Regions from separate parts of the Homo sapiens genome. Here region 1 is linked to region 2. A link is a loop called in an ENCODE intact Hi-C map of the cell type or tissue named here. Cell type or tissue: transverse colon. All regions are shown on one strand. Links, peaks and the distances in the headings refer to the core of each region. The heading gives the core; the rest is flanking DNA. Region 1 overlaps TTC3 (tetratricopeptide repeat domain 3). Region 2 has its middle 13 kb from the start of PIGP.

Evidence for each region. Hi-C counts contacts between places; a loop is a spot of excess contacts. Peaks named below come from ENCODE experiments on the same cell type or tissue, not always from the same donor. Only the 100,000 strongest peaks of a DNase experiment are listed, where the experiment ranks them.
Region 1: a loop joins it to region 2, with 7 times the contacts of the local background. A loop is called at or near these places in 1 of 110 quality-filtered maps.

Annotation. Positions count from the first base shown.
Region 1 is chr21:37,112,367-37,117,749 of GRCh38, reverse strand. All of the region lies in intron 11 of TTC3 (tetratricopeptide repeat domain 3), which reads right to left. Among named protein-coding and RNA genes, the nearest start is that of TTC3, 42 kb to the right of the region's middle. RefSeq lists a cis regulatory region at 307-330 and an enhancer at 247-391. In transverse colon, for the core only: no CTCF peak of the experiment used is centred there; no DNase peak of the experiment used is centred there.
Region 2 is chr21:37,057,259-37,062,641 of GRCh38, reverse strand. No RefSeq gene overlaps it. Among named protein-coding and RNA genes, the nearest start is that of PIGP, 13 kb to the left of the region's middle. In transverse colon, for the core only: a CTCF peak has its summit at 2,247; a DNase peak (open chromatin) is centred at 2,091; H3K27ac peaks cover 1,033 bases.

The DNA of each region.
Region 1 (5,383 bases), core at 78-5,077, 55 kb before region 2:
TATAGGCACATGCCACCATGCCCAACTAATTTTTTGTAAAGATATGGTTTTGCCATGTTGCTCAGGCTGGTCTTGAACTCAAGGGATCTGCCCGTCCTGCCCTCCCAAAGTGCTGGGATTACAGGAGTGAGCGCCAGGTCTTCAAAAAGTTTTAATAACTGTTTTTCTTAATTGATAATATATTAAAATAGCAGGAAGTATTTCTGGAAAACCAGTATCATGGTTTGGGTTTCAGTATTTGGAATTCTATCATTCATTCATTCATTTTACAAATATTGATATAGCACCTGTCAAACACCAGGTTCAAGGATCAGCAAAGATTTTGTTTCAAGCAAAAGAATGACTCATAATGAAAATACCAACAAACTGGTCACCCTCAAACAGAACCACCAGTTTTGTCTTTTATTTGCAATGACACCTTGCAAAAATCACTCTACCTCTCTGGGACTCAATTGCTTCATGTGTAAAATAAGGCATTTAAAAAATGATTCTAAAATCTGGATGCAGAAGTCCACCTGGGGAATTTTACAATCTCCACACTCCTAGATACATTCCTAGGCCACCTGAATCACAATTTGGGGGAAAAGCGAAGAAATCTGTCTTTTAAACAAGGTCTCCAGGCTGACTTTTCCCTTTTACTTTATACCTTGCTATATTCTATTTTTCTCTTTAATCATGTGATATTTATAATATAAAGTTCATTTAAAAAAATTAAACAAAATAAACTCCTACAATTAATCTAATGAAGGCTATCCGCAGAGCAGTAATGGAAGTATCAAATTAGACTAAATTCCCTAAGGCCTTCAAATTCTGATTCTACTTGCACTAGCTTTTTTTAAATTACGTAAAACCAGGAATGAAGTATGAAATACATGTGCCTTTCTATATCTTATTTAAAGCTCCACTTAAAAAAAAATTTATTTATTTTTATTTTTTTATTTTTTAGATGGAGTTTCACTCTGTCACCCAGGCTGGAATGCAGTGGTGTGATCTCAGCTCACTGTAACCTCCATCTCCTGGGTTCAAGTGATTCTCCTGCCTCAGACTCCTGAGTAGCTAGACAGGAATGCACCACAACATCCAGTAATTTTTTAAAATTTTTTTGTAGAGACGGGGTTTCACATGTTGGCCAGGCTGGTCTTGGAACTCCTGACTTCAAGTGATCTGCCCGCCTCAGCCTCCTGAAGTGCTAGGATTACAGGTGTGAGCCATCATGCCTGGCATCTAAAGCTTCACTTAAAAAAAAAATATTTTTATAATTTAGGAAAATACAGAGACTAATACACAGATACCCAGAATTAACTGTTAACATTTTGTTATATTTGCTTCTGATTTTTAAATGAAATAAATAAAACTATTTCTGATGATACAGATATGGCTGAAATCTCCTTTGTACCCTCTCCAATCTCCTTTCCCTCTCTTACTGCCCAGAAGCAAACACTATCATGAACTCGATAGATATTTTTCCAGCCTATGTTTTATTGACTTTTTCATTTAACTTTTTAAAATCCATAAATGTTGATAAGCCAGCTAATTCAACTGCAATCTACTATTTGATTCATTCAATCACTAAGTCAACAATTATTTACTAATGAGTGCCTGCTAAGTAAGTGTCAGGCAGCTTGTCAGACAGTCTGGATTCAAGAGTGAAGTGAACCAAACACCAAAAAAATCTTTCCTTGTGGAGCTCATATTATACTGGAAGACACACAATAGCCACTATAACTCAAACAGTAGATATAATGTATTAGATAATGGTAAGTCCTAAGAAGAAAAAAGTAAAGCAAGGAAAGAAGATAAGAAATGCGTAGGAAGTGAGGTGTTTGGCATTTTAGTAATGAGGCCAAGGAATGTTTCACTGAGAAGAGTCCTTTCAATATCGACTGAAAAGAAATAAGGGGGCTGGCCAACGCTCTGGGGAAAAGCATTCTAGGCAGAGGGAAGGGCAAGTACAAAGTGGAAGTGGGCCTGGAATGTCTGAGGAACAGTGAGGATGCCAAGAGGCCAAGATAAAGTGAACCAGGGACAGAGCAGGAGCAGTGAGGTTGGAGAAACAACAAGTGTTCAAGACGGGGACAGATCACACAGGTCAGAGTAACAACTTTGATCAAGTGAAAATACCACATTTATCTGCTGCTTTATCAATAGACATGTAGGTATTTGCAGTTGTGTGCCATTAAAACAATGCTGCAATGACCAACCTTGCATATCAAACCATGTGCACATTTGCAAGAAATTTTCTAGAGCACACACACTCAGAATCAAGTAACTGTGGAGTCTATTATAGTGCTCCCTGACTTGGTTGTAAGCAATCACACTCCCACCAGTTTACTGGGGCTTCCTGTTACTACACATACCCACCAACACCAGACTATCAGCCTCTTTAATTTCTGCCAATCTGAAGGACTCAGACAATATGACATTGTAATATTTACTCACATAGTGGGTTCTGTGTGGAGGCCCTCTATTCTGCACTATTGGTTTCATTCTTTTATCTGTGTACCAAATCCCTACAATTTTAATTACTAGGAAATAGAAATAGTTTCTTTATTATTATTATTATTATTATTATTATACTTTAAGTTTTAGGGTACATGTGCACAACGTGCAGGTTTGTTACATAGGTATACATGTGCCATGTTGCTGTGCTGCACCCATTAACTCGTCATTTAGCATTAGGTATATCTCCTAATGCTATCCCTCTCCCCTCCCACCTCACAACAGGCCCCGGTGTGTGATGTTCCCCTTCCTGTGTCCATGTGCTCTCATTGTTCAATTCCCACCTATGAGTGAGAACATGCGGTGTTTGGTTTTTTGTCCCTGCAACAGTTTGCTGAGAATGATGGTTTCCAGCTTCATCCATGTCCCTACAAAGGACATGAACTCATCATTTTTTATGGCTGCTTAGTATTCCATGGTGTATATGTGCCATATTTTCTTAACCCAGTCTATCATTGTTGGACATGTGGGTTGGTTCCAAGTCTTTGCTATTGTGAATACTGCCACAATAAACATATGTGTGCATGTGTCTTTATAGCAGCATGATTTATAATCCTTTGGGTATATACCCAGTAATGGGATGGCTGGGTCAAATGGTATTTCTAGTTCGAGATCCCTGAGGAATCGCCACACTGACTTCCACAATGGTTGAACTAGTTTACAGTCCCACCAACAGTGTAAAAGTGTTCCTATTTCTCCACATCCTCTCCAGCACCTGTTGTTTCTTGACTTTTTAATGATTGCCATTCTAAATGGTGTGAGATGGTATCTCACTGTGGTTTTGATTTGCATTTCTCTGATGGCCAGTGATGAGCATTTTTTCATGTGTCTGTTGGCTACATAAATGTCTTCTTTTGAGAAGGGTCTGTTCATATCCTTCGCCCACTTTTTGATGGGGTTGTTTTTTTCTTGTAAATTTGTTTGAGTTCATTGTAGATTCTGGATATTAGCCCTTTGTCAGATGAGTAGGTTGCAAAAATTTTCTCCCATTTTGTAGGTTGCCTGTTCACTCTGATGGTAGTTTCTTTTGCTGTGCAGAAGCTCTTTAGTTTAATTAGATCCCATTTGTCAATTTTGGCTTTTGTTGCCATTGCTTTTGGTGTTTTAGACATGAAGTCCTTGCCCATGCCTATGTCCCGAATGGTATTGCCTAGGTTTTCTTCTAGGGTTTTTATGGTTTTAAGTCAAACATTGAAGTCTTTAATCCATCTTGAATTAATTTTTGTATAAGGTGCAAGGAAGGGATCCAGTTTCAGCTTTCTACATATGGTTGGCCAGTTTTCCCAGCACCATTTATTAAATAGGGAATCCTTTCCCCATTGCTTGTTTTTGTCAGGTTTGTCAAAGATCAGATAGTTGTAGATATGTGGCACTATTTCTGAGGGCTCTGTTCTGTTCCATTGGTCTATATCTTTGTTTTGGTACCAGTAACATGCTGTTTTAGTTACTGTAGCCTTGTAGTATAGTTTGAAGTCAGGTAAGCATGATGCCTCCAGCTTTGTTCTTTTGGCTTAGGATTGACTTGGTAATGTGGGCTCTTTTTTGGTTCCATATGAACTTTAAAGTAGTTTTTTTCCAATTCTGTGAAGAAAGTCATTGGTAGCTTGATGGGGATGGCACTGAATCTATAAATTACCTTGGGCAATATGGCCATTTTCACAATATTGATTCTTCCTACCCATGAGCATGGAATGTTCTTCCATTTGTTTGTATCCTCTTTTATTTCATTGAGCAGTGGTTTGTAGCTCTCCTTGAAGAGGTCCTTCACATCCCTTGTAAGTTGGATTCCTAGGTATTTTATTCTCTTTGAAGCAATAGCGAATGGGAGTTCACTCATGATTTGGCTCTCTGTTTGTTATTGGTGTGTAAGAATGCTTGTGATTTTTGCACATTGATTTTGTACTCTGAGACTTTGCTGAAGTTGGTTATCAGCTTAAGGAGATTTTGGGCTGAGACGATGGGGTTTTCTAGATATACAATCATGTTATCTGCAAACAGGGACAATTTGACTTCCTCTTTTCCTAATTGAATGCCCTTTATTTCCTTCTGCGTGATTGCCCTGGCCAGAACTTCCAACACTATGTTGAATAGGAGTGGTGAGAGAGGGCATCCCTGTCTTGTGCCAGTTTTCAAAGGGAATGCTTCCAGTTTTTGTCCATTCAGTATGATATTGGCTGTGGGTTTGTCATAGCTAGCTCTTATTATTTTGAAATACATCCCATCAATACCTAATTTACTGAGAGTTTTTAGCATGAAGCGTTGTTGAATTTTGTCAAAGGACTTTTCTGCATCTATTGAGATAATCATGTGGTTTTTGTCATTGGTTCTGTTTATATGCTGGATTACATTTATTGATTTTCATATGTTGAACCGGCCTTGCATCCCAGGGATGAAGCCCACTTGATCATGGTGGATAACCTTTTTGATGTGTTGCTGGATTCGGTTTGCCAGTATTTTACTGAGGATTTTTGCATCAATGTTCATCAAGGATATTGGTCTAAAATTCTCTTTTTTTGTTGTGTCTCTGCCAGGCTTTGGTATCAGGATGATGCTGGCTTCATAAAATGAGTTAGGGAGGATTCCCTCTTTTTCTATTGATTGGAATAGTTTCAGAAGGAATGGTACCAGCTCCTCCTAGTACCTATGGTAGAATTCGGCTGTGAATCCATCTGGTTCCGGACTTTTTTTGATTGGTAAGCTATTAATTATTGGCTCAACTTCAGAGCCTGTTATTGGTCTATTCAGAGATTCAACTTCTTCCTGGTTTAGTCTTGGGAGAGTGTATGTGTCGAGGAATTTATCCATTTCTTCTAGATTTTCTAGTTTATTTGCGTAGAGGTGTTTACAGTATTCTCTGATGGTAGTTTGTATTTCCATGGGATCA
Region 2 (5,383 bases), core at 286-5,285:
TCATAGGCCCCCTGAAATATGGTCTTGGGACCCCCGGACTTTGAGAACCACTGGTTAGTGGGCCTCCACTAGTGTGTGTGTGATGAACTAGAATAGAATATGTCAGTGCATTGCACTCAGTAAGGGTGAATATTTTGACTGAACGTCTGTTTCAACCACTTCAGAGCCTCTCTGTTCACCTCTTACTCCAGCCACTGATGCCCCAAACAGTTCATGCAAATTTAACCACATCCACATAGGTGCCTCTTATAGTACACTCTGGAAGGAGAGGGGTTAACACCCACAGGACCAGCCTGGAGCCCAACCTGGGAGAGGTATCAGTGGATATACACATCCTTCTTTCAGCCCGGAGGAGACAGTTCTGCACTGCATTCCATGAGCTCCTCAGAAGGTCTCATGGGATTGAACTGCGGTTGCCACGATGGTGGTGGACTCAGCCCACGTGCTTGTCTGTCTGATGTGTTTTGCACCCTCTGCCACTTGGCCCTGCTCTCTGTGGTCACTTTCCCAGTAAATTGCCTGCACACAAGCCTTTGTCCCAGTCTCTGCTTTCAGAACTCCAGCTGAGATGTTTTTTGTTTTTGGTATTTTTGAGACAGGATCAAAGCTGGAATGCAGTGGTGCCATCATGGCTCACTGCAGCCTTGAACTCCCAGGCTCAAGCGATCCTCCCACCTCAGCCTCCCAAGTAGCTATGACCACAGGCATGCACCGCTATGCCTAGCTAATCTTTTTATTTTTTTTTTTTTTGTAGTGACAGGGTCTCCCTGTGTTGCCCAGGCTGTGAGATGTTTTTGTTTTGTAAAAATTGTGCTTCTGCCATGATGTATAATGCATGTCCTAATTTAAGAAAAAAGTTTGAAAGACACTGTTCTGCAATGAGCCCAAATAATAGCCTAAAATACTCCAAATAGAAAGTGTCAATAATATAAAAATTTCCATATATTAACAAAACCTTCTCCAGTGATTCAACTCCCAGGGAGAAATAAAAGCCCAAGTATGAAATCACCTAATGAAAAGCCAACATAATTTAAATCCAAAATTCTGCTCCCCCTAATTTCTTGACCTGCCCTGTTTTAGTTAAAAGGATCTCAATCAGATGTTTGGGTTTCCTCAGGAAGCTGCTGCCTAGGCTGTCATAAGAATGGGAGTCATTCCTTAAGCACATTGACCCAACCCAAAATTTCTTGCATCTCCCAGTTTTTTAAAGATTCAGTAGGCTATATGAAAATGTCATATTAACAGTCCCATGCCCATGGAACTTTGAAAATCCAAATAAATCAACTCCTACAGCAATAGTGATGGAACCCAGTACATTGTATAGTACAGACCCACCAGCCAGTAACTAGAACAGACTTGATGGGACATGGGGAAAGGAAGACAGAAAACGGAAGAGGAAAGAGAGATTCTTCTTGATTCATCGTGCTGGGGTGCAGGTCAGGCTATGGCAGTTTTCATGGGTCTCAGTCACTCAGTTTAACACAATTAGGTTCATGGTGGCACTATTTACTATTTTGGGTTGGGAGGAAATGTACTTATCCCACCTTTTCTAGTCAGGAGAGTTTGTCATTCCATGGTAAAATAAATAAATAAATAATAATCCTAAATTGTCAATGGCTTAACATAACAGTTTAGTTTTCAAAGAACTGCACTTTGAGGTAGCCACCAAATCTGAACAGGGCCACATGGACAAGCACAGTGGATGTTTCAGTGATTACCTATCTGGACCTATGACTGAGGACCAGATATTCTTTTCCTCTCTGTGCCTCATCACCACTTAAGTCTCAGAGGTCAGAAATGCAATGGAAATCTCAATTAGGGACCAAAGGACTCACAGAGTGAGAAATGATGGCATTGTGGAAAATACAGTCTTGAACAAGGGCATTTGTGGACCAAGATTTATATTTTCACACAATGCAGGGGAAGTTAATGTCCAATAATTCAATACCTGCCTAAGGTTATTTCTGCAAATCCAGCATGCCCAAGCTCTGCTTGTATAGGTTACAGTCACAGGGGACCCTATGGCCAGGGCTGGAAGAAGCCAGCTAGAGCCTCACAGTGACTCAGATGCCACACTCCAATTGCACTGTAGTCAGCCCACTTGTGTCATAAAGCCTGTTTACACAAAGCCTAGCATATTAGAAGCAGCTGTGAGTCAGCCTGCTTCAGCTGCTGCTGCTGCCCCAAGAGGCCCATCTCTCCCTGTGATACTTTGGTTTCTAAGGCAACCTCTTTTGAATGTTCTCAGTGAATGCACCATGGGTGGGCACATCCTGGGGAAAGTTCAGTCACTCACTCCTCACCACCATTCTGTGAAGGACTTACGCACCTGGCAAGAATTAAAATGCAGTGTCTACCTTATTGCTGATGGAGCCCGATTTTCAAGTGCTGCATAAGCCTGAAGCCAAAATCATGCTTTCTTCCCTAAATCTAGACTTGGGGACTGATGTGAGGAGGACTGGGCCTGCAGACCTGGAGACATGGCCTGACCAGCTGCATGCTCAGGAGGTGGCAGGGCCAGGTGGATAGCAGACAACTCCATGCAGTCACTCTTGGCTCGTTTTCACCCATCGGCTAAGTCACAGCTCTTCCCAGGGGTATAAAGAATATGGGGGGTTGGGCGCGGTGGCTCACACCTGTAATCTCAGCAATTTGGGAGGCTGAGGCAGGTGGATCACCTGAGGTCGGAAGTTTGAGACCAGCCTGACCAACATGGAGAAACCCTGTCTCTACTAAAAACACAAAATTAGCCGGGCGTGGAGGTGGGCGCCTATAATCCCAGCTACTCAGGAGGCTGAGGCAGGACAATCGCTTGAACCCGGGAGGTGGAGGTTGCAGTGAGCCGAGATTGCTCCATTGCACTCCAGCCTGGGCAACAAGAGTGAAACTCCATCTCAAAAAATAAAAAAGAATATAGGGAAGACAGAGTGGCAGAAGTGGCTTCCTCACTACTACCCCAAAAAGACTGAAGTGTTGCAATTGTTGAGGCAAAAACATGATGGCTCCCAGACACTAGCCACTTGGGCTGTCTCCTGTTTTCCCCTATTTTAAACAATGAGTACAACAAACATCTTTTGTGGATAAACTTTATGAAATTGTGTCCTTGGGCTAGGCTTCTTGTATTGGAATTACTACAGGGTCAAAGAGCTTGAATGTTGATATGGTTCAGCTCTGTGTCCCCACCCAAATCTCATCTCGAATTTTAATCCCCACGTGTTGAGGGAGGGACCTGGTGGGAGGTGACTGGATCATGGGAGTGGTTTCCCCAAAGCTGTTCTCCTGAAAGTGAGGGAGGCCTCACGAGATCTGATGATTTAAAAGTGGCAGTTTCCCCTGCATTCTATCTCTGTCTCTCCTTCCACTATGTAAGACACGCCTTGCTTCCCCTTCACCTTCTGCCGTGAATGTAAGTTTCCTGAGGCCTCCCCAGCCATGTGGAACTGTGAGTCAATTAAACCTCTTGTTTATAAATTACCCAGTCTCAGGTAGTATCTTTATAGCAGTGTGAGAATGGACTAATACAAATAATACTAGTACAAAACAGACTAAGACACTTAATATAAAACACCAGAGTGATCTCCAAAAGGATTCTATCAGTTTACTCCCTGTAACTCACCAACACTGGGGATTACCCATGTACCCTTATGTATTGTTCCTCAAATTTGGAGTATACAAAATATCATGGTGTTCCATTTTTCCTAGTCTAACTGAATATGCTTTGATTTTCCACGGTTCATTATTAACAGACATTTCAGAGTCATTTATTGTGGGATTTCCTGACCCTCCTTTGGGTTACTTATGCTTATTCTATCAAAGAAAATGGAAGAGGATACTTGTTTTTAATCTATGGTATTTGCTGTCACTGCCATTGTGCCTTATCGAGGCTTATGGTTCCACCTCCTCCCTCCCCTCCCTCACAAACTGCCAAAGGCTCACAGGGCTTGGAGCTCTGTGTCCAAAGGACCGTGTCTCAACCAACCCGCTATTCAAGGCCCTCCTCCATGGGTGCTGCACACCAACTGTATTGGTCTCTGTCCACCTGTCCCAGTCTCAGCACCCGCAGCCATCACTGCTGGGTTTGGGCACACACCCTGTGGCAGAGGCTTCTGACATCTCTGTGTTTGTTCTCCCCATCTTCCTTTGAAATAGTTCCCCATTTTTAACGAGGCATGTGGTGGCCCAGAATAGAGCAACAAAAAGTAGGCCAGATGCCAGAAAGTGGCTCAGTAATTACCACTTGTCCCACTTTTGCTAAGAAATTAAGGAATGGTATGTAGTTTTAATTTGCAACTTGGAATACTAACAAAACTCAGTATTTTTATTCAAATAGTGGATAAAAACTCAGTATTTTTATTCAAATAGACAAACAGTGAATGAATAAATAAACAAATGGCACTTAAGTGGCCAACCTCCAAGGAGCAAAGTGAAAAGAGCATGGGCTTTGGGAATCCATTAGAACTGAGCTCAAGTCCCAGCTACACTACTTCCTGCCAGTGTACCTTGGGCAGGTTACATTACCTCTCTGAGCTCGGTTTCTTCATCTGTAAAACATCACTTATTGTGTAGGCTACTGGGAAACAGGAAGTATATAAAATGCTTAAAACTGTGCTTGGGCCACAGTCAGGCCTTGAGTAATGGTAATCGCTATTGTACCCCACACTTTTCCTCACTGTGTTCACCACTCTGGAAACTGCTTCATCTCCACCAATTCCTGTCCATCATTGTATTTGTTTCCTGGGGCTGCAGTAACAAATCGCCTCAAACTAAGTGGCTTTAAACAATAGAAATGGATTATCTCGCAGTCCTGGAGGTCACAAGACTGAGATGAGCTTCAGAGCCATCAAGGCCTCAGCAGGGCCAAACTCCCTCCGGAAGTGGGAGGGGACACTGCCTGGCCTTGTCCAGCCTTACGCTACATCACACAGCCTTGGTTTGTGGCTGCGTCTCGCCACTGCCTGCCTCAGTGGTCCTGTGGGTGCTCCCCTTCAGTATCCATCAAACCTCCCATGGCCTCTGTCCTCTAAGGACATGTTCTCGCATTGCTATAAAGAACTACCTAAGGCCAGGCACGGTGGCTCATGCCTGTAGTCCCAGCACTTTGGGAGGCTGAGGCGAGCAGATCACAAGGTCAGGAGTTTGAGACCAGCCTGACCAACATGGTGAAACCCCATCTCTACTGAAAATACAAAAATTAGCCGGGCAGGGTGGTGCACGCCTGTAATCCCAGCTACTCAGGAGGCTGAGGCAGGAGGCCTGGTATGCAGAAGGGCCCTCGATAAATACCTGCCCAGTGAATGAGTAAGCCAGGCAGAGAAAGTGGCGGTGGAGGTAAAGCACATCTTGGGGGCCGTCCACCCAGAGCCCTATGCTACTTGCCCTGGCT